Linked DNA regions of Homo sapiens: region 2 is linked to region 1. A link is a contact called in ENCODE POLR2A ChIA-PET data. All regions are on one chromosome and are shown on one strand. Each heading gives the region's core, a stretch centred on a gene start or an enhancer-like site at or near the end of the contact. The rest is flanking DNA. Distances are from core to core; before and after follow the strand shown. Region 1 overlaps B4GALT1 (beta-1,4-galactosyltransferase 1). Region 2 overlaps NFX1 (nuclear transcription factor, X-box binding 1).

Region 1 (5,174 bases), core at 687-3,186:
GAAGACAGAGGGGTGAGTCACACACTCAGTGCTTCAGGTTCCACTTTGCGGCTTGGCCTCAGCCCGCCCCTTCCCTGCACAAATGAAGGCCAGGGGCTATATAATTGGCTGTTGCTGAATTCTTTGGCAGTGATTTTAAAGTCTGGTCTGGGTGTGTTATGTAGCTGCTTCTCTATCCACTCCCCACACCCGCTGCTTCTCCAGAGCCCCTCACAAAGCCCAGGCAGAGAGAGAGAGAGAGAGAGAGAGAATGACTTGCCTCACAGAGATGTTGGGGATAGGGATAGGGGTATGGGTCTTTGCTTTTGCCTTTTGAGGGGGGATAATCTCTTCCTTCATTTTAAAAGTAAAAAGTAATGCAGGCTCATTGAAAATAATTTGAAAAGTTGAAAGAGATATAAAAGCACACCCAAATTCCTATCACCCAAAAGAAACATACCGGCATATTTCCTACTAGTCTTTTTCATGTTTAAGAATATAGCTGATATATTTTTTTTTCTTTTTCTTTTTGAGACAGGGTTTTTGCTCTGTCACCCAGGCTGGAGTGCAGTGATCACGGCTCACTGCAGCCTCGACCTCTCGGGCTAAGCGATTCTCCCACTTCAGTCTCCCGAGTTGCTGGGACCACAGGTGCACACCGCCATGCCTGACTAATTTTTGTATTTTTTGTAGAGATGGGGTTTTGCCATGTTGCCTAGGCTGGTCTCGAACTCCAGAGCTCAAGTGATTCACCTGCCTTGGCCTCCCAAAGCGCTGGGATTATAGGTGTCAGTCACCACACCCAGTGTTATAGCTGTTGTCTTTATAGATGAACAGATAGATTGACATAGATTCATGTAGATAGCCTGGTGTTCAGCATTTTTCATTTAAGATTCTGTCACAGACTTGACCCTATACCTTTAAAAATCACAAAGGCAGTATCATAGTCTGTCAGCTGAATATGCCATAACTTAAAAAAATCATTCAACTGTTGCTGAACACACACATATACATATATAGTTTTTGTTTTTTCTTAGTGATGTAGTGATGCTTGTGCAGAAAGCTTTATGTACTTTTTGGATGGTTTCTGTAGGAGAGCTTTCTAAAAAAGGAAAAAAAGTGTTGAATGTTTTTTGAGAAGGGCTAGATTTTCAAGCCAGTCTTACAAAAGGATAGACTCATTGGAAATTCCAGATTTGCTTAGTGCTGGCAGATGAGTATCACTTATTGCTGAACAATGTGTCTAGAATTCTGATTAAAAAAGAAACTAGGTCCAGGAAGTGCCTGGGGGCAGGGGCAAAGGGCCAGGCTGCAGGATAGGCTCTTAGGATCTGGCTGAGCAGAAATCTGCTGTGAACAGAATCGGTGGGGGTGATGCTTTCTCAGTAACTTCTCCATTTGTTTCTTTAGCAGCTAAGTCCCTGTGCTGGACTTCTGTGGACTACTGTGGCTCTGGGGCTGTGGTTGTGGGTGAACAACAGCTAGCTAAACCAGTGCTGTTGACATCATTGAGATGTGACGCACAGGAAGGTGGGAGCAAGCTTGCAAATCAGATTCTGAAACATATAGCACAGCTCTCCCACCTCCAGGTGGTCCTGAGATCTAGGGAGGAGCCATAGTGAGAAACTTTAGGTTTCTAGGAATTCTCTTAGGGAGAAGCTCTCTTAGGGAGAGGCAGAACCTGGTTCTCAGTTGGGGCTGATTCAGGTGGGTTAGATCAATAAAGCCTCAGGCCAGTGTGCCAGGCTATTCCCAAGGAGTATACTTTGAAGTTACTCCCTTTAGAATGTCCTCAGTGGAGATAAATTCTCTCTGAGGAGCAGTTTTGTCTGCCGGGGTCATTTGGCACAAAGCCTGGAGTGCTAGGGCGAGGTTGCACTGAGGGAAGGGGCAGGATTATGTCAGCAGTGTGACGGATACAGTGTGAGGTCAGGCTCCTTCCTGCCCCACCACGGGGGCCTAGAGGTCATGGGGAGGGTCCCTGGCAGGGGATTCAATCATTGCTTGGCCCCATGACAGAGTATATTCTAAAAATGCCTTAAGTTTTTTTCTTTCAAAGTTTCTTCCTGTTTTGCATAATGGCCTTTTGCCTTTGACATCCTGAAACCGCAGAGCTGTCATTGGTGTTGCAGGACACTGCCAGCTTGAAAAAAATCAACAACAAAAAAAGAAACAGGAAAGGATGTGGAGTTCAGGGTGCGGCCTAGGGAAGCTGGTATTTGCGTTATGGGATTGTGGGGATGTGGTATTAAGGTGTTGGGTAGCGCCTGACATTTAGAGGAGTACTCTGGGCAGAGTCCCTGCCTGCCCAAGAATAGGTAGAATTGAGTCTTCACACCAAAGTCAGGAGAGACCCCCTCCCCCCAGGAAGAGAATGAACAGGGACTCATTTCCTCATTCAGCAAACTTTTATTGGTAACTACACTATATGAAGTGTGAGAGATAGACATGAACAAGAGAGGCCCCCACTCTTGGGCAGTCCCTTAGTAGTAGTAGATAGACTCTGGCAATATGGTGTGGTCAGAGAGAGGAAGCCTGGGTGCTTTGAGGGTACTGAGGAGGTGCAGGGAGCCAAATGGGTGGTCTGGGCCAGGGCCAGAGTCAGAATGAAGGACCTCTCTTCCAGACGTTGATTTTAGCATCTCTGTCTCTCAGTATGTTTGAACAGTCTCCCTTATTGGAAGGGCAGGAGTCTACTGCTAAAAGTAACCTGCGATTTCCTCTACTTGCTGTCATGTGGAAAGAATACTAAAGCTGAAATTCCAAAAGTTGCACACCTTTACCAGCAGGGCAGGAGAGGAAAGGAAATGGAGGCAGAGTGAGCTGAAGATGATAAAAGAAAGAGAAGGTGGTGCAGTTTGGACTGTTATGGACAGAGGAAGTCTGAGGGTAGCTGGACTGAGGGATCAAAGGGAGGCAGTTGAAAGGGAAGAGAGCTGCAGAGAGGGATTTCTTGGTCTGCAGAGGGTAGGAGCAAGCCTTGAAGGCTGCTGGAGTGAGGATTCCGAGCCCTGGTCTTTATTCTTTTTCTAATTCATTACATCATTTTAGGCAAGTCCTAACTCCTTTGGTCTCTGTTGTCTTTCTGAAATTTGAGTGGGCTGGGCCTGCTGGTCTTTAGCCTCTGTCTTTCTCTACCTCCTAGATTCCAGTTTGGCGAGTGGGGGGGAAAACCTGGTTGTATATGCAACGTGAAAGGCCTCTGGAATTCCTTTTGAAGCTCACTACCCATGAGGCTTCTGCTAAGGATTTCATCATGTCTGTCTAAGCAGACATAAAAATTTTAGCAGGTGGATGACCCGTAGAAATGGCACAAGGAATGTTTCTTTCTGTCACACTGTGGTATTTGATTTAAGAAAGTTGTTATCCTCTCTGTGCCTCAGTGTTCTCACTTGTAAAATGGCAATAACAGTATCCACCTCATAGATGTTATGAAATACAGGTAGTAGCCACGAAAGGGCTTAAAACAGTGCCTAACACAGAATAAGTTGTGAATATATGTTATTTATTATTGGTAGTATAATGCTTATTTGTGAAGATTTTGGCTTTTGCTTTATAGGACCTTTTTTTTTTTTAGTTGAAAATACAATGTTACCATGTTAAATGTTAAAAAAAATTCTACTTACCATTGTAACAGAACATGCTCCCACTTCTGTAACAGAGCTTGCTATTACTTTTCAAATGCATACATATTCCAATGCATATATTCCAATGCAGTTGTAGAGTGAAACTGTTTGCATGCAGCCATTTTTATCCAACATTATCTTATAAAATGTTATGTTGTTTATGATTATCCTAATTATCTTTTGTTGCTGTCTAGTATCCTTATAGATATTCCATTAGCATACACTATTCCAGGTTTCACTATCGTCGATAATCTAGATATGAACATTTTTGTAGTGTGTAGCTCTTTGCTTCAGTTGAATTACTTTCCTGGGATAAATTCCTGGGGAAGAATTTCTAGGCCAGAGGATATGGTCATCTTGACAATACTGATTCACATTGCTGCATTGCTTTCCAAGAGGTTTGGAATCATTCACAGGTTCTAAATTGGAAAATCCTGGCTTTTGAAGTATGTGGATTCTAAGGGCGATTTGGATCTAGCTGGAGCCTCACACTGACACTTCCAGCCAGTGTGTGTGTGTGTGTGTGTGTGTGTGTGTGTGTGTGTAGTTCCCTATGCTGGACACCGTGTGTGTGTGTGTGTGTGTGTGTGTGTGTGTGTGTGTAGTTCCCTATGCTGGACACCATGTGGCCTTTCTGGACATTAGGGTTTTCCTGTGATTGCCTCAGAGCAGTTCCTGTTGAATTCACTCTGTGTCCACAAAAGGAGCCTTACTGTGGCTCTTTCAACACCCACCTACCTTTGCCAAGTTGGTTTACAGAAAGTAAGAACATTCTTTCCTTCTTCCTTGATATGTGGCGCTAAACCTATAGCATGGGGCAGGCTCTGGCTTTAAAAACCTGACTTAAAAATAATGGTGTTGATCAAAAAGTTTGTGGATCAGTTTTTGGAAACACTGCATGTAGCCATCCATAGAAACTTATATTCTGTTGGGCTAGCCTGGGCGCCTGATCATTTAACTCATGTGGATGAACTTCTATGTAATAGCCCTGGTGTATGGGATCCAGAAACAGGGCCCTAATGAAGAAAGGCTTTTAAATTATGTTGGATAAAAATAAGTTGTTACAATAGCCCAAAGTCTGCAAATATGAATTGCCAGTTCTGTCCTTGTAGTCATCCACCATGTGCCTGCATCTTTTGTAGACTCTTGTAGATTCAGAAGCCCACTGAATTGCATAAATGATGGAATGATTTTAGACTTAGTGATTTCAGTGACTAAAAGTTTACAGATCCTGGCCGGGCACAGTGGCTCACACCCGTATTCCCAGCACTTTGGGAGGCCGAGGTGGGTGGATCACCTGAGGTCAGGAGTTTGAGACCAGCCTGGCCAACATGGTGAAACCTTGTCTCTACTAAAAATACAAAAATTAGCCGGGTGTGGTGGCATGCACCTGTTGTCCCAGCTACTTGGGAGGCTGAGGTGGGAGAATGGCTTGAACCTGGGAGGCGGAGGTTGCAGTGAGCCCACATCAGGCCACTGCACTCCAGCCTGGGTGACAGAGTGAGACTCTGTCTCCACCTCCCCCGCCCCCCGAAAAAAAAAAAAGTTTACAGATCCAGCAGATGGGGC
Region 2 (5,174 bases), core at 1,685-4,184, 160 kb before region 1:
TCATCTTCACATCTTTCTTTACCTCTTTAAGTATGGTTTCCCTTCAATTCTTTGAAGATATTTATTTATTTGTTTTTTTTTGTTTGTTTTTTTTTTTGAGATGAAGTCTTGCTCTGTTGCCCAGGCTGTAGTGCAGTGGCGCAATCGCGGCTCACTGCAACCTCTGCCTCCTGGGTTCAAGGGATTCTCCTGCCTCAGCCGCCGGAGCAGCTGGGACCACAGGCGCATACCAACATGCCCAGCTAATTTTTGTATTTTTAGTAGAGATGGGGTTTCACCATGTCGGCCAGGCTGGTCTTGAACTCCTGACCTCGTGATCCTCCTGCCTCAGCCTCCCAAAGTGCTGGGATTACAGGCGTGAGCCACCATGCCTGGCCCAGTTCTTTGAACATATTTATTATGATTATCCTACAGTCTTTGTGAAATCTGACATCTGGTCACTCTCACAAGGCAGTTTCTGTTGCCTGTTTTTTTCCCTGTTTCTTTGCACATTTCATACTTTTTCTTGGAAACTAGACATTTTAGCTATATAGCAACTCTGGATACTGCTTCCCCTCTCCACAGCTTGTTTTTGTTGTGGTTGCTTATTTATTTGTTTTGTGACTTGGCTAGACTATTTCAGTGAAGTCTATTTTCCCTACAGTATGTAGCCGCTGGTGTCACTCTTTGGATGGCACAACCTTAGGGGTACAAACTGACCCTGGAATGACAGTCGTTTCAAGCAGGGCTCTCTTTGTCTTGATTCCCGATCTCTCTGTTAAACTGTGTGCCTTATTTGGATTACGCTCAGTCTCAAGGATCCATTAATTGCAGTTCTATTGTTTTTGACAATGTTCCAGGGCATCAATTGCTCAGCAGTCTGATCCAATTAAATTTGGGAAGGAATAGTCTTTGCTGTAAGTCTTTGAGATTTGTTCTGACCTGAAGAGGGCTCCTCTTAGCTACCTTTCCCTGATTCTCTCTGATGAACTAGATGGCCTACAGTTTAGTTACTGTTCTTTAAGGTATGTTATCATTTTCTAAAGTGTCCTTAGGCCTGTACTTCCCCACACTGTTTCAAATAAAGTCAGTTCCTTTGGAGAGTACCTCGGAGCTCTCTTTTGTTATGAACTGTCTCTCGCCCTGGGAAAGGTCTCTGAGGCACTACTCTGGGTGCTGGGTGGGATAGTAGCCTCTTGCCTTCTTGGCTTGCTTCTCTCAGTGGAACCTCTGCCCTACGAGTGAGCTGGGGTGAGGACGATTAGGGCTCCAGTATTCTGCTGCAAATGGGATGAAGCCTCCATTCTGTAAGTGGGAGCTTGGTGGAGAAAGGGAGCCCTAACTGCTCAGCTGCACTCACCAGAATTTCAGCCTCTTCAACTTGGAGTTGGAGGGGTAGAGAAATGTTGACAATGTGGCCTTCCCAGTGAGATATGGTAAACCTGACTGGGAGCTGAGGGGAGAAGAAGCCCCATCTTCTTGTCCACACTTATCCTGAGTGGAGATCTGTCAAGCTGAGCTGAGGGGAGGAGGAAGGAACTAGCTAGGGCTCAATGCCACAGACTCTTGCTGTTGTTTACCAGAGTTTTAGAAGATTTTGTTGAATAAATATGTCTTCATTTGAGGTATGCTCTTAGGGCAATTTCTAGAGACTTTTTTTTTTTTTTTTCGAGATGGAGTCTCACTCTGTCACCTAGGCTGGAGTGCAGTGGCATGATCTGAGTTCACTGCAACTACTGCCCCCCAGGTTCAAGCAATTCCCCTGCCTCAGCCTCCCGAGTAGCTGGGATTGCAGGCATGTGCCACCATGCCTGGCTAATTTTTGTATTTTTAGTAGAGACGGGGTTTCATCATGTTGGCCAGGCTAGTCCTGAACTCCTGACCTCAAGTGATCTGCCCACCTCAGCATCCCAAAGTGTGGGGGATTACAGATGTGAACCACTGCACCCAGCCTCCAGAAACTTTAAATGGTTGATTTTTTTTTTTTTTTTTGAGACAGGGTCTCACTCTGTCAGCCTAGCTGGAGTGCAGTGCTGCATTCATGGCTCACTGCAGCCTCAACATCCCAGGGTCAAATGATCCTTTTGCCTCAGCCTCCCAAGTAGCTGGGACCACAGGCACGTGCCGCCATACCCAGGTAAATAAAAAATGTTTTTTGGTACATACAGGGTCTTGCCATGTTGCCCAGGCTGGTCTCAAAGTCCTGGACTCAAGCAGTTCTCCCACCTTGGCCTCCCAAAGTGCTGAGATTATAGGTATGAGCCACCATGCCCAGCCTTGATGGTTGCTTTTTTATAGTTTTCCCTAGCTTTGTTTGCTTTACTGGGAAGCAGATCTATGGGAGCTCTTCATGCTACCATCTTTAAAGTAGAACTCTATCCAGTCTCTTATACTGAAGCTGTGTCTCTGGGATGGAAATTTCCTACTGAGTGAGATACAAAAGACCTAAGCGAGCTTTCTATAGATAAGCTAGGTCTGAACAAACCTGACAGTCATTGTTATCGCTAGCCACACGCTTGTCTCTGAGCTTCTCAGTCAACTCAGCCTATTTCCTTAAAGGTTTTCCATGATACCTGCTGAGGTATAGCAGGTACCCTCTTATCCCTTAACCTGGTCTTGTCCCATCCCAAGGTCTGTTACTGCCAGTTACTACCCTTCTCTTGCTCAAGTCCCTTTGCATTACCCATTTCACATTTCCTTCTTCTCTCATCACCAACAGGATACATGAGTGCCAGGGTAGGATTTCTGGTCATTATATGTGAAATTCTTATAAAACTGACTCATGTGCTTTCCGAAAGGGGATTTGATTTACTAGTCATTTGATCTCCATATCATAAACACATTTTCATGGCAAGCAGAGAACCAACAGATGACTGGCTTTCCTAATGCAGCTGGAATGTATATTAAAATACAAGAAGACAGCACTTCTCCTCTATACACAATTTTAAGGTCAGATTGAGAAAAAGGATTAAGTAGGGTGTTCCCACTGATTCACGCTGGCACTTGAAAGAAATGTGAACTCTCTCCTTTTGATGAAATGGAAACCAAACCTAAAGATTCTAGCTTTACCTCACAAGATACATGGTTAGTTTTAGAAATAATTTTCCTATTCAATCTCAGTTGCCTACTTTCCATTTTTTTCTAAATGCATGGCCTTTCAACACCCACTCAGGAGAGAAGTTGCCAAGTCATTGCAAAACTGCAGACATACATTCCCAAAAGACTGAGTCAGATAGGCTCAGTATAGTATTACTTTGTATCTAATTCCAATGAGCTTTTTCTGGTTTCTATATTCAAGTAATCAGAAGCCACAAATCAGAAGAAAGGGGGAATTACTAAAAGTAGACAGGCAAGCATACTAAAAGCACTGATAAGAATATAAACAACAAAAAGCTTCAACAAGCAGATACAACAATTCAAACTGCTCATTGGTATGGGGCATCAGTCTGAGAAACCTCAGCAGGCCAAGGGCACCACTGCATTCAGTGTAATACAGTAACTGGAGTTCATAAAAATGATGACTCTGGGTCAATGAGAGAAAAATTACAACACCTTCAGTAAACTCTGTTTAAACATGAAATGTAAATTTTAGAAAAATATTCATCCAGCCGGGCATGGTGGCTCACACCTATAATCCCAGCACTTTGGGAGGCCAAGGCGGGCAGATCACCCAAGGTCAGGAGTTCAAGACCAGCTTGGCCAACATGGTGAAACCCCGTCTCTACAAAAATACAAAAAAAAATTAGCTGGGCATGATTGCAGGTGCCTGTAATCCCAGCTACTCGGGAGGCCAAGGCAGGAGAATTGCTTGAACCCAGGAGGTAGAGGTTGCAGTGAGCCAAAATCACGCCACTGCACTCTAGCCTGGGCAACAGAGCGAGACTCTGTCTCAAAAAAAAAAAAAAGAAAAGAAAAGAAAAGAAAAATATTCATCCAAAATGATGTTCAATAGGTGCTATCCTCGTATCCTCAGCTAGATGGGAAACTTAGCTACAGAGGCTGACATTCCTTGAATGATCTAAATGGCTGAGGTTCTATTGTACTTACAATTTTAGTTCTTTGGCCAGGTACAGTGGCTTACACCTGTAATCCCAGCACTTTGGGAACCCAAGGCGGGTGGATCACTTGGTGCCAGGAGTTCGAGACCAGCCTGGTCAACATGGTGAAACCCCGTCTCTATTAAAAATACAAAAATTAGCCGGGCGTGGTGGTGTGCGCCTGTAGTCCCAGCTACTTGGGAGGCTGAGACACAAGAATCATTTGAGCCCAGGAGTCAGAGGCTGCAGTGAGCTGAGATCCTACCACTGCACTCGAGCTGGGGCGACAGAGCGAGACTCTGTCTCCAAACCAGACTCTGTCTCACCCACAATTATTTTAGCATGTTCCTATTATGTGAAAAGGGTTTTCAACACTTGCTGAACCCTGGATTGGTATAAATACATATAGTGTTCATTACAGTACAGGCTCCTAAGAGAAATCATAACCCCTATGGAACAGTAACTCACCACAGTTGTCCAGAGTTAACAATAAAATACCTGAATCAGAGAGATCATTTGGGCAAATGTATGGGTTTTCACAAGTATATGTTGAGGAGGAAAGAAAACGTACCTACATAAATATGATCATAATATTTAGAAACCTCTGATATTGTAACTAGCACTTACTTCTACATTGCTTAAACACTCACTGCTGCCAACCATTTACAATAATATTTTTAAAGCCAACTTTACGCTTACTAGTTACCTAAGGAACCACAAGGCAGAGGCTTGCCGCACACTTTTCCACATGAAGGCACAGGGTCCATGCATGTTTTCCGACTACTACTTCCAAGTTCTAGCAATTGGCTGAGAGGAGTTTGGCCACAGGGGCAACAGCGCACCAGCTGGGGGAGCCGTGGGCATTGCTGGCAGGGCTGAGGGTGGCACACTTGCGAACATGTATGGTTACCGCATTTCAAGTCCCTGTTAAGAAAACACACTATTACATAATTGTTGCATAAAGTGCAGCTTTAGTTCAACTGAAGAAAACGTAAAACCTTACTTGCCACATATCTTTAAACAGCTGAAATCCCCAAATCCATCAGACTTTCCTACATCGGTTCCACATAACACATCTCGGGAGGTGCTGCCGCAATAGCATACTTGAAGAGAAAATTTCAAAAACAAAACGTTAGTAACATGTATGGGTTCTTAAAA

The links. ChIA-PET counts read pairs that join two places held with the same protein, here RNA polymerase II (POLR2A).
Region 2: POLR2A ChIA-PET joins it to region 1 with 19 read pairs in MCF 10A. The contact joins two enhancer-like sites. POLR2A ChIA-PET finds 5 or more read pairs at or near these places in 4 of 52 experiments (BJ, H1, MCF 10A and 1 more).

The regions. Positions count from the first base shown.
Region 1 is chr9:33,156,098-33,161,271 of GRCh38, reverse strand. The region is part of intron 1 of B4GALT1 (beta-1,4-galactosyltransferase 1); the gene reads left to right. Among named protein-coding and RNA genes, the nearest start is that of B4GALT1-AS1, 8.3 kb to the left of the region's middle. RefSeq lists enhancers at 1-162, 182-311, 1,730-1,869, 1,900-2,079, 2,190-2,249. Within about 2 kb of position 1,936, at least 38 of the 41 ENCODE cell types and tissues checked have a DNase peak (open chromatin) inside an H3K27ac peak, as active enhancers do.
Region 2 is chr9:33,318,676-33,323,849 of GRCh38, reverse strand. It overlaps NFX1 (nuclear transcription factor, X-box binding 1), which reads right to left. Exons shown (of 24, transcript NM_002504.6): 8 at 5,020-5,119; 9 at 4,723-4,940. Among named protein-coding and RNA genes, the nearest start is that of NFX1, 31 kb to the right of the region's middle. Within about 2 kb of position 2,934, at least 6 of the 41 ENCODE cell types and tissues checked have a DNase peak (open chromatin) inside an H3K27ac peak, as active enhancers do.